3 separate regions of the Homo sapiens genome follow, and regions 1 and 2 are each linked to region 3. Evidence: read pairs that join two places in POLR2A ChIA-PET (ENCODE). Cell type or tissue: PC-9. All regions are shown on one strand. Each heading gives the region's core, and the rest is flanking DNA. Links, peaks and the distances in the headings are about the cores only. Region 1 overlaps MRTFA (myocardin related transcription factor A). Region 2 overlaps ENTHD1 (ENTH domain containing 1). Region 3 overlaps CACNA1I (calcium voltage-gated channel subunit alpha1 I).

Evidence for each region. ChIA-PET counts read pairs that join two places held together with the same protein. Peaks named below come from ENCODE experiments on the same cell type or tissue, not always from the same donor. Only the 100,000 strongest peaks of a DNase experiment are listed, where the experiment ranks them.
Region 1: POLR2A ChIA-PET joins it to region 3 with 7 read pairs; 1 of 35 experiments calls an interaction of 5 or more read pairs at or near these places.
Region 2: POLR2A ChIA-PET joins it to region 3 with 5 read pairs; 2 of 35 experiments call an interaction of 5 or more read pairs at or near these places.

The regions. Positions count from the first base shown.
Region 1 is chr22:40,504,332-40,510,999 of GRCh38, reverse strand. All of the region lies in intron 3 of MRTFA (myocardin related transcription factor A), which reads left to right. Among named protein-coding and RNA genes, the nearest start is that of MRTFA-AS1, 14 kb to the left of the region's middle. RefSeq lists an enhancer at 1-415. In PC-9, for the core only: no CTCF peak of the experiment used is centred there; a DNase peak (open chromatin) is centred at 2,869; H3K4me3 peaks cover 392 bases; H3K27ac peaks cover 2,500 bases.
Region 2 is chr22:39,744,513-39,751,180 of GRCh38, reverse strand. All of the region lies in intron 6 of ENTHD1 (ENTH domain containing 1), which reads left to right. It also overlaps the pseudogene MTFR2P2. Among named protein-coding and RNA genes, the nearest start is that of ENTHD1, 150 kb to the left of the region's middle. In PC-9, for the core only: no CTCF peak of the experiment used is centred there; no DNase peak of the experiment used is centred there; H3K27me3 peaks cover 365 bases.
Region 3 is chr22:39,631,334-39,638,001 of GRCh38, reverse strand. CACNA1I (calcium voltage-gated channel subunit alpha1 I) reads right to left here. Exons shown (of 37, transcript NM_021096.4): 5 at 3,278-3,437. Among named protein-coding and RNA genes, the nearest start is that of CACNA1I, 64 kb to the right of the region's middle. RefSeq lists an enhancer at 2,417-3,136. In PC-9, for the core only: no CTCF peak of the experiment used is centred there; a DNase peak (open chromatin) is centred at 3,121; H3K4me3 peaks cover 1,255 bases; H3K27ac peaks cover 2,191 bases.

The DNA.
Region 1 (6,668 bases), core at 1,737-4,236, 870 kb before region 3:
TTTGTCTGGTCTCTGACTATGTGGTTATCTCATATCACTTCCAAACTCACAGTCCCCAGCAGTACTGACCAGCTTTTGGTTCCCAGAACACTTCGTGCTTTTTTTAAAAAAAGCACATATATTCCTTTGCATATAACCGTTAGTCTTTCTGCTTGCCAGCCTTCTGGCCTCACTTCAAGGGCTGTCTCTTCTGAGATGTGTGCTGTCTTTGATTCCCCCAGAAACTTCGGTGCCCCTTCTGCTGTGCTCTCCTTATGTTTACTGCATACCACCAAAGACTGATTGTTTGCTGCATTTTCATTCCTAGCAGGTCTCATTGTTAGAAGTATGGCCCCTTTAAAGCAGGGGTGGTATCCAATTTCTGTATTGCCAGTTCCTAACACATAGCAGGTACATAATAATTTTTATTTAATGATTCAGTGAAAGCACTTTGAGAAGTAAAGCACTGTACACATGATATTTTCATCACTGGCATTTTCTTGTAAGCATTTAGGACCTTTTGAACTCTAAAATTCTGTTTTGTATTAATCTGTTTCTGGAGAACATTTCGGGTTTTATTTCAATCAATTATTTATCTGCAGGTGGCCAGAGGTTCAAGAACCCTACCAGCCCCTCACATGAGCTTGCCTTCTTTGTGATCAGCCTTATATATTCCTTCACCGAGAAGTTGCTTAAATGTACTTTCCTTTAGTTTTCCCGGCCTCTCACCTAATGTACATTTTAATCCTGAATCATGATTTGCTTAATGTGTGACACCATTCCTTACCCCCAGCCACTAATTCAATCACTTTACTTTAGTTGTCCTAGTTATTGTAAATTATACAGTGGCTGGGACCTTACACTGTATTGGTACTCCAGAGACTATCTAGAGAATCTGGAGACATATCTGTCAATTTGACTGGATTGCTGGTTCTGCAATTCTTTTTCTCTCATCCCACAGCTCTCATTTGGGTTCTGTACTCCCACTGGGGGCCTTGGCAGAGCAAACAGTATTAACTTCACTTTTTTTTTTTTTTTAAAGTACTTGGCTGCTGTTTCTTGATTTACTGCAGTGGGAAGAATACGTTTTGATTTTTTTTTTTTTTCTTGTTCCTCCCTCTGAGGGAGCCTGCGTCATTGAGAAATGTTTAACCTCATGGCCTTGCACTGGGGCTGGAAATTTGCCTAAGGGAACTTGAAGTTGGCAGTATTTTTTCTCAAATTCCTCCTTATGAGGAGGGGGATTTCAGCAAGACCTGCCCAAACAGGAAGATGTTGGGAAATTTTTAGTAGCAAAGCTGTTGCCATTAGATTACTGAAAGTATTTGAAGAGTTTTCTGGAGATAAACTTAGGTATTTTGAATTTCCACTAGGAGAAAGCAGTAGCTTCTATCAGGTATAAACAAAAATTCAGGCCGAGAAACTTAGCTTTTCAGTTGTGTGGTATGTTGTTATCAGAAAACTTTGACCAGCTGGATGAGAAAGAGAAGCTCACCAGAAAGTTTAGAAACTCTCACTTAGGGAAAATAGCCTTAGGCTGAGGCAAACCTCTTTCGGCTATGGGGAGAATTTGGCTTTTTATCAATCCTGGATTATCCTAAGAGTAGGTCATAACAGGGATATTTTTGACAAATCTTTCTTTCAAATACTTAATGATATTGGCATTATATTCTGTGTACAAAATACTTAGTTGACACAAACAAGATATTTGCCCAGTAAGAGTTAGAATGGATGATCTTTTGTGCCCAAAAGTGATTTCCCTAATAGGGGAAGGTGTGAACCAGGAAATATTTAGAATGTGACCACCTCTGCTTATTTTAATCTTTGTATCACAGATGAGGAAAAGTTGTATAGTTGTTTGCCAGTATGAAATGATAAGCTGAGCAGGCACTGGACCCTGGCAAAGGAAGAATTGTATAGTTAAACAATTTGTGGCAGCTTTGTGACTTCCTCGAAAATTGGAAATAATTACTCAGTACTAAATACAAATACAAGCATTCCTGCCCACTCTAAAAGATACTGTCTACCATCTTTTCTTTCTGTGCAATGTATTTTCTGCTGTTAGCATGGATGTTTGAGGGTTGAGCTGTTGATACCAGCACCTTGTTAAAAGCTACCGTGAACACAAAGCATATGATAATCTTAGAAACCAAGTTCTTTTTTTTTTTTTTTTGGTAGAGGCAGAGTCTCGCTATGTTGCCCAGGCTGGTCCTGAGCTCAAGTGATTCTCCTGTTTTGGCCTCCAAAATTGTTGGGATTACAGGTGTGAGCCACCATGCCCAGCCAGAAGCCAGACTCTTACTTTGCAAAAAAAAAAGTACCCTCAAACCACAGTTACAATGGAAAGAACATATTACTAACATTCTTCCACCTTAAAGAAACTTCCAATTGAGAGACAACCTCAACTGTGAGGCCAAAGATTTCAGTATGAACAGAATACATTATATCCATAGAAAGTGGTAATGAGTCTAAATGAATCCTTTTTTTTTTTTTTTTTTTTTTTTTTTGAGAGACGGAGTCTGTCTCTGTTGCCCAGGCCGGAGTGCACTGGCATGATCTCAGCTCACTGCAACCTCTGCTTCCCGAGTTCAAACAATTCTCCTGCCTCAGCCTCCTGAGTAGCTGAAATTACAGGCATGCACCACCACGCCCAGCTAGTTTTTTTGTACTTTTAATAGACGTGGGGTTTCACCATGTCGGTCAGGCTGGTCTTGAACTCCTGACCTCAAATGATCTGCCCGCCTCGGCCTCCCAAAGTGCTGGAATTACAGGCATGAGCCACTGTGCCCAGCACGTAAATAAATCTTATTGGGAATAGACAAACACATTTTTTCACATCCTATCAGCATCTGTGATTTATTTGAATTTTTGTTGTTTACTTAATCAAATTGGGGACGAATCTAATTGTCTTCAATTGCTGCTAGGAGAAACTTATGTTTCCCTAGAAGCCACTGTGCTAATCTTAGTAACAGCACCTGTGCCCAGGTACTGTTCTACGTACTTTATATATAAATCAACTCCTTTTTTTTTTTTTTTTTTTTTTTTTTTGAGGTGGAGTCTTGCTCTCTCTTGCTCTGTTTCCCAGGCTGGAGTGCAGTGGCTTGATCTCGGCTCACTGCAACCTCTGCCTCCCGGGTTCAAGCAATTCTCATTCCTCAGCCTTCCTGGTAGCTGGGACTACAGGTGTGTGTCACCATGCCTGGATAATTTTTGTATTTTTAGTAGAGACGGGGTTTCGCCATGTTGGTCAGGCTGGTCTCTAATTCCTGACCTCGTGATCCACCCACCTTGGCCTAAGGTGCTGGGATTACAAGCGTGAGCAACTGCATCTGGCCTAAATCAACTTCTTTAGTCCTTGAAATAACCCAGTGGTTCTTAATCTAGGACAATTTTTTTTTTTCTTTCAGAGAGGGCCTTGCTCTGTCACACAGGTGGGAGTGCAGTGGCACCGTCATAGCTCACTGCAGCCTTGACAGGCTCAAGTGATCCCCCCACCTCAGCCTCTCTAATAGCTAGGACTGCAGGCACCCTTCTAATTTTTTGTATTCTTTTTAGAGACAGGATTTTGCCATGTTACCCAGGCTGGTCTCGAACTCCTGGGCTTAAGTGAGCCCTGGCGCCCAGCTGGGAAGTTTGTTTGTTTCTTTTTTTTTTCTTTTTGACATAGGGTCTCACTCTGTCACCCAGGCTGGAGTGCAGTGGTGCAATCACTGCTCACTGCAGCCTCGAACTCTCAGGCTCAAGTAATTATCCTGCCTCAGCCTCTGAAGTAGCTGGGACTGCAGATGCATGCCACCACGCCTGGCTAATTTTTTGTATTTTTTGTAGAGATGGGGTTTTGCCTTGTTGCCCAGGTTGGTCTCAAATTCCTGCACTGAAGTGATCCACTTGCCTGGTCTCCCAAATTGCTGGTTTTACACGTTTGAACCACCATGCCTGGCCAAAGGAGAAGTTTCTAAGATTGTAGTATGCTTCTCTTGGGGCATAGCAGCTTTTAACAAGGTGCCATTGGAGACCGTAATGTATCCTAGTCAGAATTCACCAACCATAATAAGCAGAATCAGCATTTCTTATATGTGGTCATTGAAGAATTAAAATAATGGTGTATTCAGCAATATTTCATTGACATATTTTATAGAGCACTTTTTGTGTGTCACATGTGCTTGCTGGTAGCTAGTACACTCGGTTAGCTGTTTGCTAATAGTATTATGCTACTATATTTTTAAACTCTCCTTAAACAGTGAAAATGGTGATAAATGGGGGTCATTAGTTTTAGAGACATGGTATATAGAAAAACAGTAGTTGATAAATGCAGCAGTCAGAATGAGCTAGTTGAATAAAGTCATGATTCATCACCCCCCCATTTAGAGAATTATTATTTGCCTAAGATTCTTAACAAGTAGGTTGGAATAAGTCCCTGAACATCCAACCTCGTTGGGCACTGAAGAAGCCACATCTCCTTCAAATGCCAGTGAGACGTAGATTGTAAGATATTGGGGATAAATACCACAGTTTCTTAATAGTAAAGAGCTGGGTGTTCAGTTCCCATTAATATGTAAATATTGCATAAAACTGAGTTATGCTGGGAAGTATAAGTGTGCATCTGTGCACAATCTTATTTTCTAGACTACTTGGCAAATTACCTTACTGCAGAGATCATTTTTGTGGGGAAGTTCACTACAGTGGGAAGCAGATCACATTCAAGAAGGGATTATATTTTATATACTATATTTTATCAAAGAATTGGTGTCATAATGCACTTTATTTATTTTTTTTTGAGATAAGAGTCTCGCTCTGTCGCCCAGGCTGGAGTGGCTGGAGTGCAGTGGCACAATCTCGGCTCACTGCAAGCTCCGCCTCCCGGGTTCACACCATTCTCCTGCCTCAGCCTCCCAAGTAGCTGGGACTATAGGCGCCCGCTACCATGCCCGGCTGATTTTTTTGTATTTTTAGTAGAGACAGGGTTTCACCGTGTTAGCCAGGATGGTCTCGATCTTCTGACCTGTTGATCCACCTGCCTTGGCCTCCCAAAGTGCCTGGATTACAGGTGTGAGCCACCGCGCCTGGCCAATGCACTTTAATAATATAATCTATGTTATATCTACTTTTTCTTTATAATTGTCTTAGTTCATTTTGTGCTGCTGCAACAGAATACCTGACACTGGGTAATTTATTAAGAACAGAAATTTATCTCTCATAGTTCTAGAGGCTGAGAAGTCCTAAGATCAAGGAACCAGCAGGTTTGGTTGTCTTGTGAGGGCTGCATCCTCTGCAGGGGAAGAAGAACGCTGTGTCCTCATATGGCATAAGGCAGAAGGGCAAGCCACCCGAAAGCTGTGTGAAGCCTCTTTAATAAGGGCTTTAATCCCATTCATGAGGGAGGTTCCCTCATAGCCTAATCATCTTTTAAAGGCCTCACCTCCTAATACTATCACGTTGACAACTCCTGAATTTTGGAGGGGACATATTCAAACCATGGCATTACTTATTGAACAGTAAGATTAGCTACCATGTATTGACTACTTCTCTTGTATCGGGCACTTTAAGTAGTTATGTCATTTAACTCCAATAGCAATTCTTTAAGATAAGTAAAATTTTACTTTGCAAGAAACTGGAACCTAGCTGATAAATGCTGAAGTTAGAGTTTAAACCCTTGACCTCAAAACACCTGACTATTAAGCCATGTAGTCTCTTGATTAGATACAGTATGAGAGAGGATGGATAAGACTCATAGATAATTTTTTAACTTCATTTTGACATAAATGTCGATCCCTACAGTCTAGATGTTATCGTTAGCAGGGGCTAATTTTGAGTTTGAGGTCTTTCCATTTCCCTTTGCCTGAAAGTTGGCAATGATGATAAATTACTAAGAATTCAGTAATTTGTGAGCATCTGTTGAAAGACAGTGGACTAGATGCTGTGAGTATCTGATAATGTTTATTGAGTATCCATTGCATAGAGCTCTGTTTTATTTTGTGGCCAAAAAAAGTAAACAACATGGCTAATCCTTTTCCTCAAAGAGCTTAGCATTCGGTTGGGGATAGATATAGTCATTATGCTACAAAATAAGAGGAAACTTTATCCTGAAGGTACAGCAAGTAGAGGATCAGCTTTTTGAGAAGGTTTCTTAGAATAGGTAAGTTTTAAGCCATGTTTGTAAGATGATGGACATGAAGGGGTGGCGGGACTGAGTTTCCTCAAAGATACTATATCCAGAGAATTCATTCCAATTTGGAATGTTTCATAATTTAAAAAAGAGTGGCATGGCCTTTGTCACACATCTTGAGGTTCATTCTAAGTTGAGGATTCTGATCAAATCCTCTTCAGGTTTCTCACTTACATAAGTAACTGCTTTCCTCTTTCTTTCCTTGTCATTTAGATTGCTTACATTTGTGTGGGTGAAGTTTTAAGATCTAGTTTCAGAAAATAATTTTCAGTTCCTTGTTTTCATAAAAATATTAGAATTAGAAGTAATGTTAAATTGTTTTTCACCACTCATCTGGTTTTATTAATCAGAAAAGGTACTGTTTCCTAACAGAAAGGCTGATGTGATGTACTGACTTGTTTGGAACCAGCCATGGCCTAATTTCTGATTAGATATAGCATTTATCTTGAGATTATCTGATAATTTAAGTCTTTGTATTTTTTTAGAGACCAGGTCTTCCTCAGGCTGGAGTATAGTGATGTGA
Region 2 (6,668 bases), core at 2,925-5,424, 110 kb before region 3:
AAAATGGAGAAGGCTCCTAAGATCTATTTTCTTTCTCAAATGAATCATCTTTTTGAAATGCAAATTTCTGCTTAAGTGCATGAGACGTTAAAGACATCGGATCCCAATATGAATTTTTTATTTTCCTCTTATGAATGGATCTGCCACCAGGTGACTGTTCAATTGCACAGAGCTTCACTTTATTTATGTCCTCTAGAACATCCAACATGTTTAGAACATCTTTATTTCTGTGGCTTTTTGGATGATGACTATACTAGCACCTGGGTGCTGTTTGTTCATTTCAGTAGCTGGATTATCTGAGTCACAAATATTATTAGATCCTAGTTGTATGGGAAGAAAACATGGAAGCTAGAGAGAAGAAAACTGAGGAGGAAGTGGTAGTGGAGGAGGAGAAGAAAGCATTGAACTTGGAAACTGATTTTTATTATGTTAAGGCTTATTATACACTCTACAAAGGAACAGAGTATAAATGTAGTAAAGAACAAATATATATGTGTGACTCCCCACTCAGCTGAACAGCCCGTGATGATGGCATTTGTCCCAAACTAATGGGCCCATCATTCAAGCCAAAGGAACTAGAATTTGTACTGTTTTTCAGTTCCTGCATTTCCAAAATTGCAGGAATCTGAGAGTGAAGAAAAGTTAGCTCATCTTCAAGGGCACCTATTTTTTTTTTAATTGCAGCTTCATTTACAAGCAGATCATTTTTCACTGGTTTGTTGTGTTTTAGAGCAGATGACACTGGATCCCAAACTAGTTGCAAAGGATGGACACATTGCATTTTCTCTTCATTTTTCCATATACTATTTTGAAATCTGAGAAAACTGGCTTCCTCGACATTTGCCACACACAAAATATCAGCAAAAGACAAAACAACAGATTCAGAATTATCAGAGTCTACAGAGTTCAAGAACTGGATCAACTCAAAATTGTGCCTTCAACAAGGTTCTAACAGAAGCATTTTCTCATTAATATGAACAGTATTCCTAGTTGATCCATAGTCTTTATTTTCCCAAATCAGCAAAACCTGATCTATAGGAACACCAGAATATTCACTATGAGAGACACTGATGAAGCAAATACAGAAGCCAATTCAAGGAAGCATTGTCAGTTTCCTGGTACCTTTCTCTAAAAGCTGGCCTTCCGGCAACTACCAGAATGGCAAATGGAGGACATTATGAATCCTGTCTCGGAATCCTCCATTGAAGAGGCACTGATCCTGGTCCAGGAGTACGCAGACATCAACCTGGTGTCTGCTCGCACACCTTAGCTTGCAGGCCACAGGCAGTAACGATGACCTCACTGAGGGGTGTGAGATCAACCCAGTGCCCAGCCCTGGAACCCTTCGCTCAGCCAGGGTAACTCCCTAGGCGGCATGGTTGCCTCCTCCTGTTCCCAGCTAACCTATCACCGGTCCCGAGGACAGGACCCCTCAGTGTTACATTTTAAACCATGGGACAAAATCAGAATATTTTAATTTGTATATAGTTAACTTGACAGACATTGTATATCAGCTAGGAAAACTGAAAGAGGTGAATTGGAGAATGACAAAAACTTCTCTGTTTTACAGTGAACTATTTAAAGTGTTTAGTTGACCAAAGACCTTCTGCCTACAGAAAGATTTATATCTCTAGCTCATAAGAGTTTTTAATTATTTCTAGAAATTTCTCAGTTTATTTTTGCAGCACAGTTCTAAATGCTTTTAAAATGGAAAGTTTTAATATCACGATTAACTGGTCCAATATTATTTATGAGTATAATAAGTTAAAGTTAACACATCAGCATTTGGAATAATTTCATCAGGGCTATCTTCAAGCAAGCCCAACATTAATTGGTGTGCAAATATCACACAATGAGATTTTAAAATACAGCGATTTATTGTAGCTTATTTCGGTTCTGCTGAGTAGACTGTGTGAATGTTAACAAGAGACCCAAATAACTTCTGTAGTGAGCCTGGGCAGGAGAACTAAATGGGCAGTGAGGATGCACCCTGGAGAGCAGCTTGAAGTATGTGTACAGCTGTGGAGTGTTTGGAAACAAAAGTAAATTGGTATGCGGCAATTATAGATGAAGTGGCTTTTTATAAGCAAAAGCATCATGTAGCCTATGACTCAAAGCTGCAAAACTGTAAACAATGATAAGCGATTTCGTCAGCAGTTGTAGTCATAAGGCAAAAGAAAGGTGGCTAAATAGTAGAAAGCAGTGGGTCCCAGACTTTAGCATACCTCAGAAACACCTGGCAGCTTGTTACAACTTAGTTTTCTGGGCCCAACCCCCAAGTTTCTGATTTAGTAGATCTGGGACCCAAGAAATTCATTACTGACAAATTCCCAGGTGATGCTACTGCAGTCACATTTTGAGAACCACTGGCATCAATTTAAATACCAGGTTTTTTAGTCACAGCATATATATGTGACTAACCTAACTGCGTATCTTTAAATATATATGATAACATGGGGGCCAGGCTCAGTGGCTCACACCTGTAATCCCAGCACTTTGGGAGGCCTAGGCAGGCAGATCACGAGGTCAGGAGATTGAGACCATCCTGGTTAACACAGTGAAACCCCGTCTCTACTAAAAACACAAAAAAAAAATAGCCGGGCGTGGTGACGGGCACCTGCAATTCCAGCTACTCGTCAGGTGGAGGCAGAAGAATGGTGTGAACCTGGAGGCAGAGCTTGCAGTGAGCCAAGATCGCGCCACTGCACTCCAGCCTGGGCAACAGAGCGAGACTCCGTCTCAAAAAAAAAAAAGAAAAGAAAATGATATTAATATTTGACTCAAATATTATTTCCGTCTTGGCCTACTTAAAATGTTTCTTATTAAGTTATTCTTTCTGACTAGAAGGAACCCAAATTCTATTTCTAGAGTCTTTTCTTAGTACTTTAACAGATATGTTTTGAGTCCTAGAATCTTTTTTTTTTTTTTTTTGGAGACAGGGTCTCACCCTTTTGCCCAGGTTGGAGCGCCCTGGCATGACCACGGCTCACTGCAGCCTCAAACTCCCAGGCTCAGGTGGTCCTCCCACTTTAGTCTCCCAAGTAGGTGGGACCACAGGTACACACCACCATGCCCAACTAATTTTTGTACTTCTTGTAGAGAAGGGGTTTCGCCATGTTGCTCAGGCTGTTCTCAAATTCCTGGGCCCAAGCTATCCTCCCACCTCGACCTCCCAAAGGGCTGGGATTACAGGTGTGAGCCACCATGCCCAGCCGGGTCCTAGAATCTCATCAAGAATAGATAAGTTCTGTAAAGTGATGCACCGATCTTGCCTCAAATATCCCTACCAAATGGTTATTCAGGCTGTGCATGAGCTCTGAGCATCACTCACCATTATTATTTTCGTGTGTGAAGAACCATGACAATGAGAAAGTTTTTTTTTTAATGAAGTGGGCTAAAATCTGTTTTCTGTAAGTTCTACCTGTTGATCCCAGTTCTAGCTCCTGCAAACTAAGAGTAATGGAAGGTATTATTATTAAGGTTTTCTGATTGTCTTCAAATAATTAGATATAGCCTCTCATCCTTCTACCATCTCTTTTCGGGTAAAGATTAGCATATCCATCAACCATTTATTATAGATAAGATGTCAAGTCCCCTCACTGTCCTGGTTACCTGCCTTCTAAATTTTATACTCAAAATTTAACATAATTCTATAATACAGTAAAAATAATTCTAATGTAATAGAATTGTGTAGAAGTATAGAATTGTGATTAAGATCATATTCTATGACATCAGAGAAACTTGAATTTGAATCCCATCTTTCCCCTTTTCTAGCCTTGTGGTCTTGGGAAAGATTTTTAGCCTCTTTCAGATTCCCTTGCCTCATATTTGAAACGGGGTTATAAAACCTACTCCATCTGGTGCTAAACAAAGAGAATTTAAAAACAACTATTTGAGGGGGCACAGTGGCTCACAGAGGTAATCCCAGCTTCGGGAGGCTGAGGAGTGAGGATCACTTGAGGCCAGGAGTTTGAGACCAGCCTTGCCAATGTAGCAAGAGCCCTTCTCTACAAAAAATTCAAGAAAAGAGCCAGGCATTGGTGGCCCACACCTGTAGTCTCAGCTACTAGGAAGGCTGAGGCGGGAGGATCGCTTGAGCCCAGGTTGAGGCTGCAGTGAGTCATGACTGCACCACTGCACTCCAGTCTGGGTGACAGAGCAAGGTCCTGTTTCTAAAAAAAAGAAAAAACAAAACAAAACAGGCATTTGAAAAGTGGTTAAGTCCTTAGACAGGTGAACAATTAACCATGAATACCCACCTACCTCTGCAACCCATGGCAGAGTCTGAAGATTTGTTTTCTGGAGAGGGCAGATGAAAGGTCTCTGAAATGAGGGATGCTAGGTAGAGTTACAAGTGTGGGCACTGTCACCAAAACCACAGGATTATGTGATGATATGTAAACCACATGCTGAATGCTGCAGCCCCCTCCCCCTGCTGGCCTCCCAGCACCCTGGTAGCTAGACCTTTACCCTCTAGGTAGGAGATAGGATAACTTTTCTCCTAGAACCTAACTGGCCTAGAGGAAAGAACTAAAGATACTGATATTAGTGGTTCCCCAACAAATGACTATTCACTGAAGCTCAAAGTTGACAAGTGCCATACACACACTCAACGTTCCTTTCAACTTTTAATCCTCCACACTTAAACATAAGCGGGCAGCAAGGGGTACCAACATCTGAAAAAAGAAAACTTCTAATATAAAACATTGAAACAAAAACAAAGAAAAATAATTTTGAGGAAACATACACTATGAAGGGAAAGGAAAAGTTTTTCAAAGAAGCTTATTATCCTCAAAGAAATAAGAGAATACAGTATGTGAAACAAGAACAAGACATTACAAAAAGAATTTCTGAAAACCAAAAAAAAGAGCTCTTGGAAATTTAAAAATATAATAGCAGAAATATAAGCAATCAATGAGAGGATTGGAAGCTAAAGTTGATAAAATCTACATTGAAGTAAAGCAGAAAGATGGAGGCGGGGAAAATGGGAAAGAAAAGTAAGAAAATTAGAAGACTAGTCCAAGAGATCTAACATCTGACAAGAGGAGGTTTTGAAAGAGACAACAGAGAAAACACAGAGGAGAAAATAAGTGATTAAATCATTTAGAATAATTTTCTGGGGCTGAAGGAAATAGGTCACATGATTGAGTTGACCTCAGTGAGTGAAAATAGTCTCACTTCAGGGTACATCACTGAGAAGTTTCCAAACCCTCTGAAACAAAGAGGAAATTCTGTAATGCTTCAGAGATAAAACAGGTTACATGCAATGAATAAGAATTCGAATGGCTCCAACCCCTGCACAGCAATACTAGAAACAAGAAGACAGTGAAATGTGGCCTTCAAAATTCTGAAAGAAGGATTTCTGACCTAGAATTCTTTAACCAAACGATCATTAAGCCTAAAAGCAGAGTACAGACATTTTCAGACATGCAGGTTCTCAAAACTTTTACTTCTCATGGCTATCGTCATTAACATGCCCACTACCATCTTTCCACCTTTTTAATCCAAAGATAGTCTGTCTCGATTAGCCTGACCTAGATTCCTAACTGTTCTTGGCTTTTCTTGACCATGTGCTGATGAAGTTCCTGCTTTCCTTTTCATGTCCCTGCTGCTGCATCGGCTGAGAATATATTTCATCCCCAAAAAAGTTTTGTGATTGGAATTTTTCCTGAGAAGTGGAGATAGGCCATGGAAAGCTTTGAAGCAAAAAATAGAAGCTGCCTGCCCTGGCCATAGTTTTTACAGGAGGTCCAATTTAGTTTAGAAGGGACATGAATATGTAAAGCAAAATAAAATAATGTAGAAAAATAAGCCATGTGTTCTCATTAGTAAGCATCAATTTCCCTCTTCTGTGACTTACAATGGAATTTTTTTTTAAGTAGTAAGTTCAGAGTTCGTTGCAAAGAGTTTAGAACTGGATTCCACCAATTTGTATCACATATCATAAGTGAATGTAAATAGATATTCCAGGAAGAAGAGAAAAAAGTTCCATGTTTAAGAAAGCTTGGAAGACACTTGAATAAATTACCGAAGATTTCTCAGAACTTTAAATGCACTGATGGACACTGTTAATCTCCTTTTGGGAGGCACAGTATGCAACTGCCCAGGTGTATTGACTATGAAGCCTGTTTTTACAAAACATCTTCTAACATCTGAAGGAACACAGTGTTTCTCAGAAAAGTTTGGGAAATGATTTAGAATAAAGTGTGGGAGATTTAATATGATTTTGCCAGAAAGGAAGTAAAAACTTTCCCAAATATGTAATTTTATGGAAAAAAAGGCTTAGAATGCTTTTTACTTCACTTAGTTTCTTGGTGAGAAAAAAAATGATTATATACGTGTGCTAAAGTATTCTAGATTTCAGATGTGTTGGACTTCAGTCTTGATTATATTTCACTATAGACAGAAAAATATTTATTTCACTAACTTTTGGGTACTTGTAGTTGGTAGTTCATTTTGCCATAATAATCTCTACAGGAAAAAAAATTAAAAAGTTGAAGGAATCTGTTACAGGTTTCTCACTTTCTACTTTAAATACCAACTTAAAATGCTGGCAGTCAGTAGAATGGGGTTTAATACTTTTCTACTCTCTCTGATTAAGTTTAGTGTAAAAATATGTTGGGCAGGGTTTGAGTCAAGATGAGTCAAGATGAATATTGATAATTCTA
Region 3 (6,668 bases), core at 1,593-4,092:
AGATCATGCCACTGCACTCCAGCCTAGGCGATAGAGTGAGATTTCACCTAAAAAAAAAAAATCTTGACTCCATCTACAAACCATACACAAAGCTAGATTTGGACGTCAGACCTACATGTAAAGGATTTTTCTTTTTAAAAAAGTAAGTTCCTAAAAGAAAGCACTGGAAGATATTTTCACAACCTTTAGAAAAGATTTCTTAAACAGGACACAAAAAACAATGCTAAAAAAATGATTGATAAACTGGACTTCATTACAACTAAGAGATTCATTCATCAAAAGACACCGTTAAGAGAGCAAAATGTAATTCCTTCTTTTTCATGTCTGTGAGTATTCCGCTGAGTGAGTACACTGCCACTTATTTATTCATTCTGCCAATGGTTTGGGGTTGTTTCTGGTTTTTTGGCTCTTATGACTCATAAATATTCTTGTACACATCTTTGGGTATATATAAGCCATCCCTTTTTTGGGTAAATACACAGGAGTGCTGCCAAGTGACAGAGGCAGGATTTGACCCTGAACGCCAGGCTGGGGCTCCGATTTCTAACCCACACGCCACACCGCAGCAGTGGGGTTGCCTCGATCAAGAGTACCCTCCCCACCTACTCCCTGTCCCCCCATCTGCCTGGAGACATTTTTCTTGAATCTTTTAGGTTCAGCTCAAGTTCACATCCTCTGAGAAGCAAGAAGTCCCACTGGTCCTCTGTGAAGCGAGAAGCCCCATTGGTCCCCACCCTGGCTGGTCTTGTACCCGCTCTGGGCTTCCAGGCCCCACTCTGCCAAGCCCAGAGCATCCTGAGGCCTAATTTTCAACACATGCAGTTCCCCAGTGAGACAGTACAGAGGGCAGTGGCCAAGATAAAGGGTCTCTGCATCCCCAGGGCCCAGCATAGGCCCTGGCCCCTGGAAGGGGTCGGTGAGTGTTTGTGGAATGACAGTGTCCTGACACCCACACAGCCAGGGAGAGGCTGGATGCTTGCTGGAAGCCTTGCTGTTGGCCCTGGGTGAGTCCCTTCCCATCTAGGCCTCAGTCCCCATCTGCATAGTGACAGGTTGGGCTGAGGCTTTCAGTGGCCCCATCTCCCACCTGTGCGTGTTACGCCCCAGGAAGGGCCCTTCTCCGCCCTGACGACGGAGCTCTGTCCATCTCACAGGGCCCACTGTGCCAGGAGCTAGAGGCTTCCAGGCAACAGCCCGGCTGGGGAGAGCCCGAAAAGAGGACTTTGAGGAATTCCCCTGCCCAACTGCCTGGTTCCCCAAGATCCTAGCTAGGATCTTCTCAAATTCCAGCTTTCTGATCACCCAGAAGAGATCTTGCTGCCTCTTTGTGAACCCTGGTTACCAACTTCTCTGCTCCCTGCCCTAAACAAGCCTTGTGAGTTAAGGTCTAAGCCTCCCTTATTTCTACAGGAGTCACAGGCCTGGGATGACCCTGGCCTTGCTCTCCACCAGACGTGCGTGAACTTTACTCATCTCCTTTTTCACGCAACACCGACCATCCCCCAGCCCAATAGGGCATGTGAGTTAATAACACCCACCCTAAGAGAATGAAGCCAGGAGCTCAGAGGGAGGCGTGGCAATCACCCAGCATCTTCCCTTAGGGCGTTCTTTCTCCAGGGACATTTCCTTGTATTTATTATTCCCTTCCTGGGGCGGGGATGGGGGTGGACCAGATAAGGTTCCTCTTTAACACAGCCCAAGCACATCCTCAGCATCCTCCCTCCAACTCTCCTTTTGCAGCCGAGACAGGGCTGGGGCCATCTCATGGGGCCTGGGGAAGACCACAGAGGAGGAGACATCAGGGAACGGGACGCAGAGTCTCCAACACGCCAGGCCTAGGAAGAACTGGTTCTCGCTCCCAGCCTGCCTCTGGGTGGTAAATGCACTCACACATCCACTTACTCACTTATTCCTTCAACAATTAGTTGGGAGCACCTGTGCCAAGCCCTGCTCTAGGCCTGGGAGGAGTTAAGCCCCAGGTGCCCCTGCTGTGGTAGAGAACTCACATTTCAGGGGCCTCCAGAGACCTCGGATGAACCGACAGGAGATGATTTCAGAGAGATGAGTCAAGAAGAAAACCCAGCAGGGCTGTGTGATGGCGAGCTTGGGGCTGGGGTGGTGAGGGAGGGCGAGGGAAGGCCTCTAGGAGGAGGTGTCAGGTGGGCTGAGCCCACATAATAAGAAGGGGCTGGCCACAGAAGGATCCAGGGAAAGAGCCCTGTGGGACAGAGGGGCGGAGCTCACACTACCCTGACTTCGAAGCAGCTGCCTCTCCCCAGCCCCACTGCCCCAGGCCCTGCCTCAGGACCTGCCTCTTCTGGGGATGGGCACAAGTGTAGACCCCCTTCCTGAATCCCCACTTGGGGCCTTTACCCACCAAGGTGCCCCTGCTGTGGTCTACCCAGGTACCCTACTGTTCCCCCACAGCGATGGGTGGATGGGCCAGTTCCTACCCAACTTTCACCCTCCAGCTCTGCTACCCTCTCCCCAACCAGGCCGGGAGGGAGAAACTAGCCCTCACCTGTACAGTGTCCCCACGTCCCCACGCTTCCTACAGTCACCTCGGTCCATGATTAACAGACTGAGAGGCACTCACTAGAGGTGTTTGGGATCGGCTCCCAGCCCTGCGCTTCTCAAGGGCAGGGGGCAGGGACCCCCCCCCTTCTGCCGCATCCTGAGCCCCGAGCACAGGCTCAACAAAGGGAAGTGAGAACATGGATGAAGATGCTCTCCTATTTCTGACTCCCTGGGGCCTGGCACTTAGTCGGTGCACGCCATGCATATCTGAAATGAATGCATATTCACATCCAAACACATACACGCAGGTACATGTGTGTGCACACTTATCCCCCACCACTACGGAAGCACGGGTTCTATAGGTGTCCAATTTTTCAGACAACTAAGCCCAGCTCCTCCAAGATCCAGAGCTTGATTTGTGTGTCAATAATCCTCTCTCGGAGGAATGTCTCGCCCCCTGCTTTCATACACAAGCGGCCAAATGGGAGCTCACCCTTCCTGGATGACTCAGCCACCAAGGGGAATGAATGTGCTGTGGGCGGAGAGCCAAGTTCTGTGCCTGCTCTTCAGGTTTTCTGTCTTCTTTTTCCTCCTGGGCATCACTTCTGCTTGTGTCTTAACTTCCCTTTCCCCTCCTACCTGACCTCTCTTTTTTTGCTGCTTCTACCCCATTGGTCCTGATTCCCAATGACCCAGAAGGTTAAAACTGTGTCTTAGTAAGAGTCCCCGGAGCTGCATGGGTGGCAGGGGATGAACTCACATGGTGAAGTTCTCCTCCAGGAAGCAGCGGTTACGCAGCAGGCCCGCCCAGAGCTGCACACCTATGATGCCAAAGATGAAGAAGACAAAGAAGCAGAGCAGCAGGACATTCCCCAGCATGGGCAGTGTGTCCAGGAGCAGGTTCACCAGGATCCGCATACCTGGGAGGGGAAAAGGTGGAGGGATGGTCAGACAGGGAGCAGAGGTCCCAGAGACGAAAGAGTGAGAGCAAGGTTAGAGAAACAGGGAGGGGGAGGGGGATGCATTATCAGGGGCTCCTTGCTGTTCCCATCCTGTTCAGTGGCTGCCAGATACACCCTCTCCTTTTTATCTGCCCCTCCACCGAAAAAGCCATGGAAATGGCTCTGGGCCCTGCTCCACTTACACTAGATTGTGAATGAACAAGCAAGCATTTATGCAGCACCTTTTATGTACCAAGTGTTCTTCTGCGTACTTGCACAAATGTGATCTTCAGTCTTCACAACAACTCTGTGAGGTTGGTACTCTTATTTCTATTTTATAGAGAAGGCAACTGGAGACTCAAAGAACTGAAACTGCTTGCCGTAGGTCACACAGCTCAGAAGCAGCAGGGTCTAGATTTAAACCAGGTGTCTTGACACAAAGTCTAGCTGTCTTTTCACAACCCCCTTGTCCCAGAGGCCTTGGGACTGAGGCTGGTTCACCTTAGTATGCCCAGCACCTGCAGAGTGGTTGTAGTACGTGCCCAATGAATGTGTCCTGAATACCCTTTGTCTCTGAGACAGTCACTGTTCCCCTTGACCATGTCAGGACACAGCAGTACCAGCCAGAACTACCACTCCCACTGCATGATGGAACCAGGCAGAGCCCCCAGAGCCAACTTCAGAAGAGCCAAGCGCCTGCTAACGGGCTCTACAGAGAAGGCCCACACAGGAGTCCATGGCCCCAAAGAAGGTGAAGAGCTGGTGGGGCACCTTTGAGTACACACCCTCCCCCTAAGATCCTGTAGAGTCCATACTGCCCACCTCTCTAGTTTCATACCTCTCTCAATTTGCAGTCTACTGCCTTGCAGTGCCAAATTATTTGAAGTTCCCTAAACATACTGTGAGATTTCACACCTCCATGCTTTTATCCCTGCTGTTCCCTCTTCCTAGAACACCCTTGCTCCTCTCTTCTGCCTGGCAAATCCCTATTCAGCCACCGCAGCCCTGTGAAAGCTCTTTCTGTGAAGGCTTCCAGACTCTTACATCATCCCAGGTAGAGTTCATCCTTCTCTCTTCTGCTCTGGGCAATCTCAGCACCTCTGACCTAGCCTAGGCTGCCACGTACAGTTGTGCAGGTTGTATACTGCACAACCTAGGAGGTTCCATCCATATCAATATCTCGTCTTATTCTAGCCCTAATGTATAGTTGTCTGTTTACTTTCCTATCTCTTCCACTAGGCTATAAGGTTCTGGGGGCAGGGCCCTTGTCTAAGTCACCTCAGTATTCCCAGAACCCAGCAGGTCCTGGCCCAGAAGACAGGCTCACCTAACATTTGTTCAATGACTACTCATGAATGAATGATGTGATAAGTCATGGGGAGGGAGTGGAAGATTGGAGAGAGGAAGATGGAAGGATGGTGACAAGTAGAACAGTGGCCCTGTCCAGATGGTTGTGTATGCTAGGGGTGAGCCTGAGGTGCTTATTAATGAGGATAATTATTTGGAATTTGCGTCACAAACTCTGTGTGCAGTGATTTCCAATCAATAATTAAGGCCCACCCCATCTTCCCTCTCCACAAAACTAGGTCAGCCTCCTCTCAGGAAAGACAGTGGAGCTTGCCTGCAGGCTGCTTCACCCCACCGAGAGCAGGCCAGGGTGAGGCTCAGCTCCCCACCACCCTACACCCCCAAGCAGGGAAGCGAGGCGTGTACAGCAGAGGGAAGGGAGAAATAGAATGGGTGCCCTCATAATCCATCCAAATGGATTCCCTGACTCAAGTAGGCCAACTGCAGGCCTTTCTGGTGCCCCATCGTTCATTCATTCATTCATTCATTCACTCACTCATTCATTCATGAAACACATAGTAAATGCCAGCTGCATGCCAGGCATGGCGTTGGGCACATGGGGAATCCAAAGACAAACAAGACCCATTTTTTACCCCCCCAACCCTCCCCCCACACACACACAGAGCTCACAGCCTGGCAGCAAGGGGACAGGGGACCAAGTGTTGAGCCAAAGGACTGTGTCTGGGGAGTGGGGCCGCTCCGGGCACATTTGCTGAGCTGGACTCCAGGATGCGAAGCCTTGGCCAGCAGAGGGACTGGCATGGGCAAAGGCACTATTCCTGAAGGCGGTTGCAGGGGGCTCTGAGGAGTGTGGGGCTCTGTGCTGGGTGGCTGGGCAAGGAGGTCTGCTGGCATATTTCTAAGCAAGCAGAACCCTCGATCAGCTCTGAGCTTCAAAAAAGAATGGGCGAGCCCCGAGGCCAGGACAGGGGCAGGAGGCAAGCACAGAGGGCCGGTAGCAGCTGGAGAAGAGGCTGGATGAGAAGGGCCTGGAGAAGGCAGCTCCACACGGTCCCAGCCTGGCTGCTTCATTCCCGCTCCTGCTTCTCCCTCGGGCCGGCCTTTGTCGCTCAATTAATTACATCTCCCTTGTTCTCTGGGATATTGAAATTCCAAAAGGCTCCTGCAAACCTATCCGGCTGGCTTCCCTGAATGGCAGCCCCGTCCCTCCTCCCCGACCCGCCTCACTCTGCCCAGCTGGGCCCCAGCGCACTTCACAGCCCTCCCTGGGGCCCAGGGAGTCCCAGGGCCACAGAGCCCTGGCATAATTAGCTAATTAAGGACTTAGAACTACTTTATCCCTTCCTTGCCAGGGAAGAGGGGCCACAGGATTAGGGATTCAGGGAGGACCCCAAGAGACTATGGCTAATCTTCCTTTCATGCCCACAGTCAAGTAATTAGCCAAGACAGGTTGGCCAGTTACACTCTGCCCTCAGTGCCTCTGGAGACTGGCACAGGAGGTGGAGGCAAGGAGAGAAGAGAGAAAAGCAGACAGAGGAGAAAGTGAAACCAGGAGTGACAGAAAGAGAGACAGAAGACAGAGAGAAAGAGCGGAGAGGCTGCCTGCAAGTCACCATCTGCCTCAAACCATCCTTTCTACTTCATCTCCCACCACACCTTCCCCCGGCCAAACCCTCCTCCTCCAGGCAGTCCTCCCTGATTCTCACCCCCAGTTAGTCACGAAGCCCTCCTGCCTCTCATTGCCCCAAGGCGCTCAGTCACTGTCAGGATGGGCTTACCTGGTTCTGTGTTCTTAGTGCACCTTTTCAGGCCTTCTGCCTGGAGCAAGAGCCAGATGGGCCATGATGGGGACAGGCTACAGGCAGCCCCATGAGTGTGATTGAGGGCCCTGGCTCCCCAGCT